Regions from separate parts of the Homo sapiens genome. Here region 1 is linked to region 2. Evidence: chromatin loops called from intact Hi-C (ENCODE). Cell type or tissue: prostate gland. All regions are shown on one strand. Links, peaks and the distances in the headings refer to the core of each region. The heading gives the core; the rest is flanking DNA.

What was found. A loop is a pair of places that touch in the nucleus more often than their neighbours do. Peaks named below come from ENCODE experiments on the same cell type or tissue, not always from the same donor. Only the 100,000 strongest peaks of a DNase experiment are listed, where the experiment ranks them.
Region 1: it touches region 2 in a loop (14-fold over the local background); 2 of 110 quality-filtered maps call a loop at or near these places.

Annotation. Positions count from the first base shown.
Region 1 is chr19:50,620,821-50,628,323 of GRCh38, forward strand. SYT3 (synaptotagmin 3) reads right to left here. Exons shown (of 11, transcript NM_001160329.2): 7 at 5,077-5,197; 8 at 4,573-4,744; 9 at 4,342-4,474; 10 at 1,867-1,935; 11 at 1,157-1,661. The coding sequence ends at 1,870. Among named protein-coding and RNA genes, the nearest start is that of SYT3, 15 kb to the right of the region's middle. In prostate gland, for the core only: no CTCF peak of the experiment used is centred there; no DNase peak of the experiment used is centred there.
Region 2 is chr19:50,083,946-50,091,448 of GRCh38, forward strand. No RefSeq gene overlaps it. Among named protein-coding and RNA genes, the nearest start is that of SNAR-A4, 4.9 kb to the right of the region's middle. In prostate gland, for the core only: no CTCF peak of the experiment used is centred there; a DNase peak (open chromatin) is centred at 4,747.

The sequences.
Region 1 (7,503 bases), core at 1,121-6,120, 540 kb after region 2:
AAGTTATCTGCTCTGAAGGCAATTACAAGTCCTGTTAATTTCTTGCAATGGCAGCAGATCCTGTTAATTTCCTACCCAACAATAGTTCCCCTCCCCGTGCTTCCTCTAGGCAAAGCCCGCACCCCACCATGGGGACTGGAAATGACAGATGTTCACTACCCAGACCGCTTTGCAACTCGGGGTAGCCACACAGCCGGGTTCTGGCAAGAGAGAAATAAGGAGAATTATTCTGAGGAGGAAAAATGGGGAACACAGAAGGGGAGGCCCCGGTCTACACTGCCTGATTTAGATGCCAGTGTGTGAAAACATGATGCTGCTATAGACAGTTTGTACTCAGGAGGGGAACGAACACCAGTCTCAGAGATGCCAACCAGAGCCTAATGTTGTTGAGCAGCTGAACCAACCCTGGGACTGTCTTTGAAAAATTTGATATGCAAACATGCAAAAAAATCTTTCTCTTTCAGTTGGGAAGTTTTTTTTTTTTTTTTCAGCCGAAGGTATCATAACAGATACAGCATTATACACCTGGAGCTCCAAGTGACCATCTCATTGCCACTGCAAACACCTACCCGAGAGAGAAGCCAATAGCCAGGCGCGGTGGCTCACGCCTGTAATCCCAGCACTTTGGGAGGCCAAGGCGGGCAGATCACAGGAGGTCAGCAGTTTGAGACCGGCCTGCCAACATGGTGAAACCCCGTCTCTACTAAAAATACAAAAAATTAGCCAGGCGTGGTGGCGAGCGGCTGTAATCCCAGCTACTCAGGAGGCCGAGGCAGGAGAATTGCTTGAAACCGCGAGGTTGCAGTGAGCCGAGATCACACCACTGCACTCCAGCCTGGGCAACAAGAGTGAAACTCCATCCAAAAAAAAAAAGAGGAAAGCAGAAGTGAGAGTCCCTTGAACAGCCTGAAGTCCCTCTGTGTTCAATGTGTTCATAGGCTTTCCATGGACAGAGGTCTTTCAATTCTGTTTATGGCTTTGGGTTGAATTTTGTGTTCTGTACTCACAATGATCCTGACTAACACCATTTTTATAAACTGAGGCTCAGAGAGATCATTAAGTTGCCCAGTCATTGAAAGAAACACAAATTTGTCTGCTTGCAGAGCCAGCATGTTCCAATCCGGTTTCCCAGTCTCAGAGAGGACAGGAGGCCCAGTTGGAGTGAGACCCACAGAGTGTGTTTATTCTGGCGTTGATAGCAGCAGCAGTGGGGGGACCGGCCAGACGCAGGGGTGTGGCGAACAGAAGGGGTGGACACAGGTGTGTGTGTGTCTGAAAGGACAGAGAGGATTGGCCCATTGACATTCACGGCGAGAACAAGGGTCGGGACACTGAGTCTTGGACAAACAGCAAAGAGACAGAGACAGACAGAGGGTTTTGGGGGGCAGGGGTCCCCCAGACATGCATGGCCCCTCGCCTCGAGGGGGAGCCCCAGGGAAGAAAAGACAGACACAGTGGAGGCTGAATGACCCCCACCCTGAAAGAAGGAGCTGGGCCGGCCTCCTCTCATCCTCTCGCTTCCAGGGTTAGGAAGCCTAGGGCCAGGGCTGCCCCGCACCAGCAGCTCGGACGTTATGGCTTCAAGGAGATGAATTCACGGTCCGGGCAGGAAAGGATGGGGTCCTGAGGGAGCCTGGTCCGATCCCGGGCCTAGGCCAGACCTGCACGATGGAGCAGGAAAGGAGGGGTCAGCAATGGCAGAGAACTGCACCACGACCTCCTGTAGCTCCATCACCACCCAGAGATCCAGGAGTCCCAGGCGCAGCCCCTCCTCCCTCAGACCCAGGAGTCCAGGCCCCCAGCCCCTCCTCCCTCAGACGCAGGCATCTCCACCCCCAGCCCCTTCCCTGTGGCCAGGCTGCTTACCCCTCACTCGGAGTTCTCTTTCTCTGATAGTCCTTTGCTGCCTTTTGTGAAGCTGGTCACAGTCTTTTCCTAAAGGAGAAAGTGCAGAAGGTTCGGGAGTGAGAGACAGAGAGTTGAAACAGATGCTAATCATCAACAGGAGAAGACGTCAATCCTGTTTCATTATTTAGGATGCGCTTTCTCACTTGGCCCTGAAGTGACGGACAGATGGTATTACAATTCCATTCTACAGATGGGGAAATGGAGGCACAAAAAAGAGGAGTCTCTGCAAATGCGAGGAGAGATGAGGCTGTAGGGATGAGTGGGGCAAGTCCTGCATGGTATCAGAGGGGCTGAGACTCTGTCCTGGGGCCACTGGGGAGCCACGGGAGGGCTGTGAGCAAGGAAGGGGAGGGGAAGCTCTGGGTGTAGAAGGATCTTCTGGGGCCACAGGGAGCATGAGGGGCTGAAATTCATGGGCAGTGTCAGGACTCGGCCTAGACTCTGTGCCACCAGCGTTGCCCAACATGGGCAGTGGCTCACCAGAAACTCCTGGGAAGGTTGGTGGGATGAATTAATGAACGGATGAATGAGTGAATGACAGGAGGAGGGAGTAGCCTCCATCCTATCCACCTTAGTAGAGTCCCCGTCTTTTCCAATCTCAAATCTGAGTTCTGTGCCCAGGTGTCGGGTCCCTCATGATCACTGGAAAAAAGCCCACAGCAGGGCCAGACTAAATCTGGTGATGTGGTGAAAGTTTCACCCAGTACTAAATGTAAATGTGTGCCCCAAATGCAGCAATCAAGATAAAGAATATTTCATGCAATATTGGCCAGGCGCGGTGGCTCACGCCTATAATCCCAGCACTTTGGGAGCCCAAGGTGGGTGGATCACTTGAGGTGGGAAGTTGAGACCAGCCTGGACAACATGGCAAAACCCTGTCTCTACAAAAAAAAAAAAAAAAAAAAAAAAAAAAAAAAAAAAAAATTAGCAGGGTGAGGTGGCACACGCCTGTAGTCCCAGCTACTTGGGAGGCTGAAGCAGGAGAATCACTTGTACTCAGGGAGGGGGAGGTTGCAGTGAGCCAAGACTGCAACACTGCACTCCAGCCTGGGTGACAGAGTGAGACTCTGTCTCAATAATAACAATAATAATAATAATGCAAGATTTTAAAAAAAATCAAAATTAATGCAAAAAAATCAATGATGAAGAAAATATCAAATTTTTAAAAAAGGCCAGTCTCATGCCACATCAGACTGCTATTTCAAAGGAAATGTATGTGCCCTCATATACTTGCTTTTTTTTTTTTTTTAAGGAGAGGGGTTCCTGCTCCATTGCCCAGGCTGGAGTGTGGTGGTGAGATCATAGCTCACTGCAGTAACAAACTCCTGGGCTCAAGAGATCCTCCTGCCTCAGCCTCCTGAGTAGCAGGGACTATAAGCACACACTACCATGCCTAGCTAATTCCTAAATTATTTTTGTAGAGACAGGCTCTCCCCATGTTGCTCAGGCTAGTCTTAAACTCCCAGGCTCAAGTGATCCACCCACCTTGGCCTCCCAAGGCCTGTGCTGGGATTTCAGGCATGAGCCACTGTGCCCTGCCCAAGTTTTTATATATTTTTTCTAAATTTATTTTTCCTGGAATGCTAAACTAGTTGAAAAATACTGAAAAATGAAGTAAGTGTGTTGAAATTCACAACATTATTTTACATTTAAATCTTTCATATATACCCTAGACAGAATTTGAATAATTTGACTTTCTTGGCTTTTAATGGAGGCAAATCTGCCAATAACACTTTCTAAAGCTACTTCTTTGCTCCTCTTGTTTTCTATTGAGAGAATGGCCATGTTTGATTATTTCTCCTGATCAAGCGATAATCTTAAATGACTTTTTTTTTTTTTTTTGAGACAGAGTCTTGCTCTGTCGCCCAGGCTGGAGTGCAATGGCGCCACCTCAGCTCACCGCAACCTCTGCCTCCCAGGTTCAAGCGATTCTCCTGCCTCAGCCTCCCAAGTAGCTGGGATTACAGGCGTGCGCCACCACGCCCAGCTAATTTTGTATTTTTAGTAGAGACAGGGTTTCTCCATGTTGGTCAGGCTGGTCTCAAACTCCTGACCTCAGGTGATCCACCCTCCTCGGCCTCCCAAAGTGCTGGGATTACAGGCGTGAGCCACCACGCCCAGCCCCCTCTATTTTCAACTTAGCCTCATGGGTAACAACAGCAGCGACCACCTACAGAACGTTTAACTCAGCACATCTCACCTCTATCCTAACAGAAGATGCTATCAACAGTCCCATTTCCTAGTGGGTAAATTGAGGCACAGAGCGCTTGGGTAACTGGCTCTAAGCCGCACAGCTAAAGTTGGCACAGCAGGGATTGAAACCTAGGACGCCTGGCTCTGCGACTCACGAACATGCAGGGCGTTCGTTGCATGGATGAAGGGGCCGAGGGTGCACGGGTGCTTGTCAGGGGTCGGTGTGGGACCCCTACTCACCTCCACTAGCTGATGCCAGTGCTCCACGGGCTTGCGGGGATTGGCCAGCATCTCTGCCCAGTGCTCGCGGCCGTGCGGGTCGGCAGCGTCGGGGCCCACACGGCACACGCCGATCACCTCGTTGTGCCCGATGCTGGGGGTTGGGGTCAGTGAGGACCGTGGAGGGTGGTGGGAGGGCCTGTCCCCACCCCAGCCCTCCTGCCTGACCCCCGCCCGGGCCGCGCCCCTCACCAGTCGTAGTCTACCACGGCGATGCTGAGCCCCACGTTCTCCACGCTCTCGGGGGCCACGTCGAACACCAGCGCCTCATTATAGGTGGGGTTCAGCGTGTTCTTCTTGATGGAGGTTTTCCGCTTCTTCAGACGCCGCCCCTCGCTGATCAGGGAGGCCTTCACGTAGGGGTCTGGGAACAGCAATGAAGTAAGGAACAGAGACTCACTCCCTCAGACCTAGGGGTCCAGGACCCCAGGCCCCGAGCCCCTCCTCCCTCAGACCCAGAGGTCCGGGGCCCCAGGCCCCCAGTCCCTCCTTCCTCAGGCCCAAGAGTCCAGACCCCAGGTCCTCCTCTCTCCGACCCAGGAGTCCAGGCCCCTGGCCCCTCCTCCCTCAGACCCAGGAGTCCAGATCCCCAGCTCCTCCTCCCTCAGACCCAGGAGTCCAGGCCCCTGGCCCCTCCTCCCTCAGACCCAGGAGTCCAGGCCCCCAGCCCTCCTCCCTCAGACCCAGGACCCTCACCTGAGAAGCCAGTGAGGTCCATCGCTTTGAGGTTAGAGGCTTTGATGATGGTCACGGTGAGGCGCCCGGCCGTGGGGAGGTAGCAGAGTGAGAAGTTGAGCTCCCCAAGATCTGCTTTTTCCTGCAGTTGGGGAAAAGGTCAGCGATATCTTGCCTCAGCCCCTCTTCAACTCTCCCTGATTTTCTCTCCGGTCGGAGCCTCCTGCTTTACACCCTGACATCCAGGGCTCAGGCTTCCCATCCACTTAGCAATCTGACTCTTGGGACAAGGCCCAGTAATTCCCTGGCCACAGCTGCCCATGACCATCAAAGCTTATTTGTTCTGCAGGAAAGATTGGAAGAAGCATGAGTGAGGGGAGAGAGAGAGGAGGGGAGAGACAGAGAAGGTGAGAGAGAGAGAAAACACAAAGAGAAATAGACTGAGACAGAAGCCAAAACACGGAGGGATACAGCTGGAAAGACAGACCCACAGGCAAAGTTCTCAAGTCAGAGGGACAGAGGCCCAGAGACAGACACAGAGAGAGACCCAGAGAGAGGGAGACAGAGACCCAGAAAGAGAGGGAGACAGAGACCCAGAGAGAGAGGGGGACAGAGGCCCAGAGAGAGAGGGGGGGGGACAGAGACCCAGAGAGGAGGACAGAGACCCAGAGAGAGAGGAGGACAGAAGCCCAGAGAGAGAGGAGGACAGAGGCCCAGAAAGAGAGGGGGACAGAGACCCAGAGAGAGGAGGACAGACCCAGAGAGAGAAAGGGGCAGAGACCCAGACAGAGAGGGGGACAGAGACCCAGAGACAGAGAGATAGAGACCCAGAGAGAGACAGAAGCCCAGAGACAGGGGGTACAGAGACCCAGAGAGAGAAAGAGAGAGAGATATATATAGAGAGAGACTCAGAGAGAGACAGAGGCCCAGAGAGAGAGAGGGACAGAGACAGTGGGTTGGGGGTGCATAAAGACCCAGAGAGAGTGATAGTTACCTAGAATTAGAGTGGAGGGGCAGAGACCAGAGAGCGAGAGAGAAACCTAGACTCAGATACCCTACTCCCTGCACCAAGAGAAAGAGAGAGAGAGAGAGAGAGGCTGACTCAGACAGAGTGGGACAAAGACCAAGCAGACACACACACATAAACCAGCCTGAGAGAGGGCAGGAGATTCATCAACCTCCACCGAAGTTTCCAGGACTGCCCCCAACCCTGACACACAGGCTGGAGCCACGCTGGAGCTAGCTGGGAGCTTTGACCAACCTGGCCTAGCCCTGCGGCCTCCCAACTGTGCCCAGGACTCCCTACTCATTCCCCTCAGGGCATCTGCCCAGGCTGTCCCTCTGCCAGAACACTCTTCCCTCTATCTCTCCTTGGCCTTTGAGCCTCCCCTCGTTCCACAAGCTCCCAGATCCCCCACAGCCCTGCAGAGGCTCCTCCTGTGCCTCCCCATAACCCTGGCCCCTGACACAAGGCCCGACCATCTAGACCTGGAGCTGCCGAGGGCTGCCTGGGGTCCCCAGGCCCTGCTCCTGAAAAAAACAGTGGTTGAAGAAATGAATGAAGGCTGGGTGCAGTGGCTGATGCCTGTAATCCCAGCACTTTGGGAGGCTGAGGTGGGCGGTTAACCTGAGCTCAGGAGTTCGAGACCAGCCTGGCCAGCATGGCGAAACCCTGTCTCTACTAAAAATACAAAAATTAGCCGGGCATGGTGGCAGGTGCCTGTAATCCCAGCTACTTGGGTGACTGAAGCATGAGAATCACAATCACTTGAACCCGGGAGGTGGAGGTTGCAGTGAGCTGAGATTGCGCCACTGTACTCCAGCCTGGGTGACAGAGAGAGACTCTGTCTCAAAAAAAAAAAAAAAAAAATGAGAGAGAGAGAATGTATGAATCAATGGAATGAGTGAGGAAAACCTCAAGTGATGATGATGGAGAGAGAAAATGAGAAGGGTGAGCACAAGAATTAGGCCAGCATGGATACAGAGAGAAGGCCCTGGCATGGGGCTGCCATGGGTGATGACTGGGAGTAGGAGCTGGTGGAATACACAGGGGCCCTGGGACCTTGGAACTGGGCACTTCAATCTCAAAGGCTGGGCTTGGGGGCCAAGCAGGCAGGCTGGGGAGGGCCCCATGAAGAAGCCTACCCAAAGAGCTACCCAAAAAGCCTACCTGGCACCCAGCTCAACTGGACATCTGTCATTGAACAGATGGGGAAACTGAGGCTCAGAAAAGGAAAGAACCTTGAGGAGGTCTAGTCCTCTCCTGATATGAAGGCCGCCCTCCCCACAACACACACACAGCTACCCCAGATTGGCAGAGAACTGGAATGTTGGATAATCCACAAATTAGGTTGGAGCGGGGGCGCTGTAGAGTTGAGGATCTGAGATTTGGTGGGGCAGAAGAGCTCAGGACACACACACAAGAAGTACCTAAGAATGGGGCTGGGG
Region 2 (7,503 bases), core at 1,632-6,631:
AATGAATCTTTAGCAATACCGCTCATTTCCCATCTGGGCTTTACTTTTCTGTATCTTGACTTCCCTCTCAGGCAGAATCTCTTCCCTCACGGTGACAAACAGGGCCCACAGCAGCTCGAAGCTTCCATACTATCATTTTAACAACCTAGCTTATCATTTTAACAACCTAGCAGAAAAGGGGTACTGCCTTCCTGAATGGTGATACCAAAGTCTCAAGGTTAGCTCTCATTGGCCCAACTTGGGTCACATGTCCATTTCTATAGTAACCATGTGTCTTAGTCCATGTTGTCTTGCTATAAAGGAAAACCTGACGCTGGGTAATTTTTATTTTATTTTATTATTTTTTTTTTGAGACAGGATCTTGCTCTGTCACCTAGGCTGGAGTGCAGTGGCGCAATCTTGGCTCACTACAATGTCCGCCTCCCAGGTACAAGTGATTCTCCTGCCTCCAGTGTAGCTGGTATGACAGGTGCCCGCCACCACACCTGGCTAATTTTTTGTATTTTTAGTAGAGACAGGGTTTCACCATGTTAGCCAGGCTGGTCTCGAACTCCTGACCTAAAGTGATCCACGAGGCTGGGTAATTTATAAAGAGAAAAAGGTGTATTTGGCTTATGATTCTGCTGGCTGGAAGATTGGGCATACAGAGAAAGTCTAGAGCTACTTCCACTCTTGGTGGAAGGAGAAAGAAAGCAGGGATCATGTGACAATAGAGGAAGCAAGAGAGGCAAGTGTCAGCCTCTCTTTAACAACCAACTCTAATGGGAACTAATGGAGGAAGAACTCACTCACCCACACTCCCAGGGAGGGCATTAATCTATTTGTGAGGGGTCCACCCCTGTGACCCAAACACCTCTCATTAGGACCCCATCTCCAACATTGGGGATCCAATTTCAAGAACGAAATTTAGAAGGCAGCCTGGCCAACACGGGGAAACCCCGTCTCTCCTAAAAATACAAAAATTAGCCGGGCGTGGCATGTGCCTATAATCCCAGCTACTCAGGAGGCGGAGGCAGAAGGGTCACTTGAACCCAGGAGGTGGAGGTTGCACTGAGCCAAGATTGTGCAACTGCACTCCAGCCTGGGTGACAAAGCAAAACTCTGTCTCAAAAAAAAAAAAAAAAAATTGGATGGGACATACATCCAAACTACTGCACATCATAACCAAGGTCATGAAGTACTCAGGTTGGCCAGGTCTGACTCTTGTTCTCACTCTGAGATCCCTGGCAAGATCCAGTCAAAAAATGTATATTTTGCATGGAGAGGAGTGATAGGAAAATCAGATGTTTAAGAGAATAAAAAGAGAAGCTATAGATTGTGAGAAAATCTTTTCAAAACACCTATCAGACAAAAAGCTGGTATCCAGGCCAGGTGTGGTGGCTCACATCTGTAATCCCAGCATTTTGAGAGGCTGAGGTGGGCGGATCACCTGAGGTCAGGAGTTTGAGAGCAGCCTGGCCAACGTGGCAAAACCCTGTCTCTACTAAAAATACAAAAATTAGCCTGGCATGGTGGTGGGTGCCTGTAATCCCAGCTACTCGGGAGGCTGAAGCAAGAGAATCACTTGAACCTGGGAGGCGGAGGTGGCAGTGAGCTAAGATTGCGCCATTGCACTCCAGCCTGGGCAACAGAGCAAGACCTTGTCTGAAAAAAAAGAAAAGAAAGAAAGAAAAAGAAAAAGAGAAAAGAAAGCTGGTATACAAAGAACTAAAACTTAACAATAAGAAAACAAACAACCCGCTCCCTCTCCATCTCCCTCTCCCTCTCCCTCTCCCTCTCCCATCTCCCCACGGTCTCCCTCTCCCTCTCTTTCCACAGTCTCCCTCTCCCTCTCTTTCCACGGTCTCCCTCTGATGCCGAGCCGAAGCTGGACTGTACTGCTGCCATCTCGGCTCACGCAACCTCCCTGCCTGATTCTCCTGCCTCAGCCTGCCAAGTGCCTGCCATTGCAGGCACACGCCGCCACGCCTGACTGGTTTTCGTATTTTTTTGGTGGAGACGGGATTTCGCTGTGTTGGCCAGGCCGGTCTCCAGCTCCTAACCGCGAGTGATCCGCCAGCCTCGGCCTCCCGAGGTGCCGGGATTGCAGACGGAGTCTGGTTCACTCAGTGCTCAATGGCGCCCAGGCTGGAGTGCAGTGGCGTGATCTCGGCTCGCTACAACCTCCATCTCCCAGCCGCCTGCCTTGGCTTCCCAAAGTGCCAAGATTGCAGCCTCTGCCCGGCCACCACCCCGTCGGGGAAGTGAGGAGCATCTCTGCCTGGCCGCCCATCGTCTGGGACGTGAGGAGCCCCTCTGCCTGGCTGCCCAGTCTGGAAAGTGAGGAGCGCCTCTTCCCGGCTGCCATCCCATCTAGGAAGTGAGGAGCACCTCTTCCCGGCCGCCATCCCATCTAGGAAGTGAGGAGCGTCTCTGCCTGGCCGCCCACCGTCTGAGATGTGGGGAGCGCCTCTGCCCCGCCGCCCCGTCTGGTATGTGAGGAGCGCCTCTACCCGGCCGCGACCCCGTCTGGGAGGTGAGGAGCGTCTCTGCCCGGCCGCCCCGTCTGAGAAGTGAGGAGACCCTCCGCCTGGCAACCGCCCCGTCTGAGAAGTGAGGAGCCCCTCCGCCCGGTAGCCACCCCGTCTGGGAAGTGAGGAGAGTCTCCGCCCGGCAGCCACCCCATCCGGGAGGGAGGTGGGGGTCAGCCCCCGCCAGGCCAGCAGCCCCGTCCGGGAGGGAGGTGGGGGGGTCAGCCCCCCTCCCGGCCAGCCGCCCCGTCTGGGAGGTGAGGGGCACCTCTGCCCGACCGCCCTTACTGGGAAGTGAGGAGCCCCTCTGCCCGGCCGCCCCTACTGGGAAGTGAGGAGCCCCTCTGCCCGGCCACCACCCCGTCTGGGAGTTGTACCCAACAGCTCATTGAGAACAGGCCATGATGACAATGGCGGTTTTGTGGAATAGAAAGGGGGGAAAAGTGGGGAAAAGATTGAGAAATCGGATGGTTGCCGTGTCTGTGTAGAAAGAAGTAGACATGGGAGACTTTTCATTTTGTTCTGTACTAAGAAAAATTCTTCTGCCTTGGGATCCTGTTGATCTGTGACCTTACCCCCAACCCTGTGCTCCCTGAAACATGTGCTGTGTCCACTCAGGGTTAAATGGATTAAGGGCAGTGCAAGATGTGCTTTGTTAAACAGATGCTTGAAGGCAGCATGCTCGTTAAGAGTCATCACCACTCCCTAATCTCAAGTACCCAGGGACACAAACACTGCGGAAGGCCGCAGGGTCCTCTGCCTAAGAAAACCAGAGACCTTTGTGCACTTGTTTATCTGCTGACCTTCCCTCCACTATTGTCCTATGACCCTGCCAAATCCCCCTCTGCGAGAAACACCCAAGAATGATCAATTAAAAAAAAAAAGAAAAAAGAAAACAAACAACCCAATTTAAAAATAGGCAACAGATCTGAACAGACACTTCAACAAAGAAGATATGCAGATGGCAAATAAGTAAATAAAAAGGTGTGGTGGGGTGGCTCCTGCCTGTAATCCCAACACTTTGGGAGGCTGGGGCAGGAGGATCATTTGAGGCCAAGAGTTTCAGACCAACCTAGGCAACACATTGAGACGCCATCTCTATAAAAAATAAAAAGAAAAAGGTCAGATGTTGTGGCTCACACCTGCAATCCCAGCACTTTGGGAGGCCACAGCTGGTAATTCCCTTGAGCTCAGGAGGTCAAGACCAGCCCAGGCAACGTGGTGAAACCCCATCTCTACGAAAAATACAAAAAATTAGCCAGATGTGGTGGTGCACACCTGTGGTCTCAGCTACTTGGAAGGGTGAGGTCGGAGGATCACTTGAGTCTAGGAGGCAGAGGTTGCAGTCAGCAGAGATCGTGCCACTGCATTCCAGCCTGGATGACAGAGCGAGACCCTGTTTCTAAATAAATAAATAAATAAAATAATAAAAATAGAAATAAAAAAATAGCCAGGTGTGACAGCACACAACTGTAGTCCCAGCTACTGGGGAGGCCGAGAAGGAGGATCTAAGAGTTGGAGGCGGCAGTGAGCTATGATTGCACTGCTGTACTCCAGCCTGGGCAACAGAGACCCTGTTTCTTAAAATAAATAAATAAACAAACAAACAAATAAATAAAAGGTACTTGGGCCGGGCGTGGTGGCTCACACCTGTAATCCCAGCACTTTGGGAGGCCAAGGTGGGCAGATCACCTGAGGTCAGGCATTCGAGACCAGCCTGATCAACATGGAGAAACCCCATGTCTACTAAAAATACAAAATTAGCCAGGCGTGGTGGTGCATGCCTGTAATCCCAGCTACTTGGGAGGCTGAGACAGGAGAATCACTTGAACCTGGGAGGCAGATGTTGCAGTGAGCCGAGATCATGCCATTGCACTTCAGCCTCGGCGACAGAGCAAGACTCTGTCTCCAAAAAAAAAGGGGGCTCAACATCAAATGTCATTAGGAAATTGCAAATTAAAGCAATGATGACATACGACAACCACCTATTAGAATGGTGAAAATCCAAAACATGAATAACACCAAGTGCTGATGAGGATGAGGAACGTCAGGAACTCTTATTCATCTCTGGCAGTAATGCAAAATGGTGCAGCCACTTTAGAAGACAATTTGGCACTTCCTTACAAAACTAAACACTCTTACCATATATTGCAGCACTCATGTTCCTTGGTATTTACTCAAATGAGCTCAAAACTTATATCCCCACAAAAACCTGAAGACAAATATTCATAGCGGCTCTGTACATAATTGCCAAAACTTGGAAGCAACCAAGATGTCCTTCAGTAGATGAACAAACTGCAGTACATGCATACAATGGAATATTACTCAGTTATAATAAGCCATGAAAAGATATGGAGGAACCTAAAATGCATATTGTTAAGTGAAAGAAGCCAATACGAAATCGCTACATATGGTATGATTCCAACTATACCACATTCTGGAAAAGGAAACACTATAGAGACAGTTAAAAAAAATCATTGGTTTTTAGGGGTTTGGGAGGAGGGAAGGATGAATCAGCAGAGCCCAGAGGAGTTTTAGGACAGTGAAACTACTCTGCATAATACTATAATGGTGGACACATGTCATTATAAATTTGTTCAAACCCATAGACAATAAAACACTAAGAGAGAAACTGAATGTAAACTATGGACTTTCCTCTCAATTTTGCTGTGATTTTAAAACTGAAAAAAAAAAAAAAAAAAAAAAAAAAAGGCCTGGCGCGGTGGCTCATGCCTGTAATTCCAGCACTTTGGGAGGCCAAGGTGGGCAGATCATGAGGTCAGGAGATCGAGACCATCTTGGATAACACGGTGAAACCCCGTCTCTACTAAAAATACAAACAATTAGCCGGGCGTGATTGCGGGCACCTGTAGTCCCAGCTACTCAGGAGGCTGAGGCAGGAGAATGGTGTGAACCCAGGAGGTGGAGCTTGCGGTGAGCTGAGATCACGCCACTGCACTCCAGCCTGGGTGACACAGGAAGACTCCATCTCAAAAAAAAAAAAAAAAAAACAACACCAAAAAAATGCTTTATTAAAAAAAAAAATAGAATGTACAAGGTATCACACAAGGAGTGGACCTTAATGTAAACTGCAGATTTCAGCTAATAATAATGTATCAATATTGGCTTATTAATTGTAACAAACGTAGCACAGTAACACAAGATGTTAACAGGGAAGATGAGGGGCAATGAAGGGATGAAAGGGGATGTAGAAACTCTCGGTACTTTTCATTCGATTTTTTCCTGTAAACCTAAGACTGCTCCAAAAAAAATTATTAATGAAGAAGAAAATCAGAGATAACAGATGTCACTCAGGCAAAAATATCAGGTGTCCATTATAAGGATCCAAGTTGCCCCTAGGTATTCACTCTAATAACAGTTTGCAACTTGGGGTATGCAGTATAGAAGGGATAAAGAGGCTGGCGCAGTGGTTCACGCCTGTAAGCCCAGCAGTCTGGAAAGCGGAGGCGGGCGGATCACCTGAGGTCAGGAGTTGAAGACCAGCCTGGCCAAAATGGGGAAACCTCGTCTCTATTAAAAATACACAAAATTGCCAGACATGGTGGCACGCGCCTGTAATCCCAGCTACTGGGTCGCTGAGGCAAAGGAATTGCTTGAACCTGGGAGGCGGGGGTTGCAGTGAGCCAAAATTGCGCCACTGCACTCCAGCCTGGGCAACAGAGTAAGACTCCACCTCAAAATAAAAATAAATAAATAAATAAATAATTAAATTTAAAAAAAGGCCAGGTAGCGGTGGCTCACACCTGTAATCCCACCACTTTGGGAGGCTGAGGCGGGCAGATCACAAGGTCAGGAGATAGAGACCATCCTAACACAGTGAAACCCTTTCTCTACTAAAAATACAAAGAATTAGCTAGGCGTGGTGGCACGTGCCTGTAGTCCCAGCTACTCGGGAGGCTGAGGCAGATGAATCACTTGAACCCGGAAGGCAGAGGTTGCAGTCAGCCAAGATCGCACCACTGCCCTTGAGCCTCAGCGACGGAGCAAGACTCCATCTCAAAAAGAAGCCAAAAATACAAAAATTAGCCAAGTGTGGTAGTGTGCGCCTGTAACCTCAGGGTGAGAGAGGAGACTCTCTTCAACCCAGAAGGCAGAGGTCGAGATCATAAGACTGCACTCCACCCTAGGCAACAGAGCAAGACTCCATCTCAAAAGATATATTGCAGTAATTTAAAAACAATTCTATTGGAAACGCAATTTCTTCCTGTCGAGACCTCCCTTTATGACGGAACAATGAAAAAACAATTTTTTTCAATTTTGTCCAGGTTAGCTTCAAACACATAGCATCGCCAGCTTGTGCGCCAGGACAACCTGACGGAGCCACCGAAGCTGGTGGAAAAGTGCTCTCAATTTTTCCATTTGACCTTCTGGGGAGCGATGTAGCCAATCACGAGAGGCTCACCCCTGACATCACCCAGTCCCCAGGGACAGAGAGGGCCCTGCGTTCCATGGCGCCCCCTGGAGGGAGGAAGGGGAACTGTATCTGAGAGTTCAGTATCTGACAATAAGGAAAAGGCATAGTAGATCAGATGGTGCCTACTGTTCTGGAGAGAAGAAACAACGGGGTTGGGGAATGCGGAGTTGCAGTTTATAATACAGGCCTCATGTATAAGGCAGACCTCATGGGGAAGGTAACATCTGTGCAGAGAAATGGAGATGAGGGCTAGGAGCCATGCAAATACTGGAACATGCTTGCCAGCAGAAGTCGAGAAACATGGCCGGCGCAGTGGCCCACACCTGTAATCCCAGGACTTTGGGAGGCCGAGGCAGGTAGATCACGAGGTCAGCAGTTCGAGACCAGCCTGGCCAACATGGTGAAACCCTGTCTCTACTAAATATACAAAAATTACCCGGGCATGGGGACGGGTGCCTGTAATCCCAGCTGTTCAGGAGGCTGAGGCAGGGGAATCGCTTGAACCCGGGAGGCGGAGGTTGCAGTGAACAGAGATCGTGTCACTGCACTCCAGCCTGG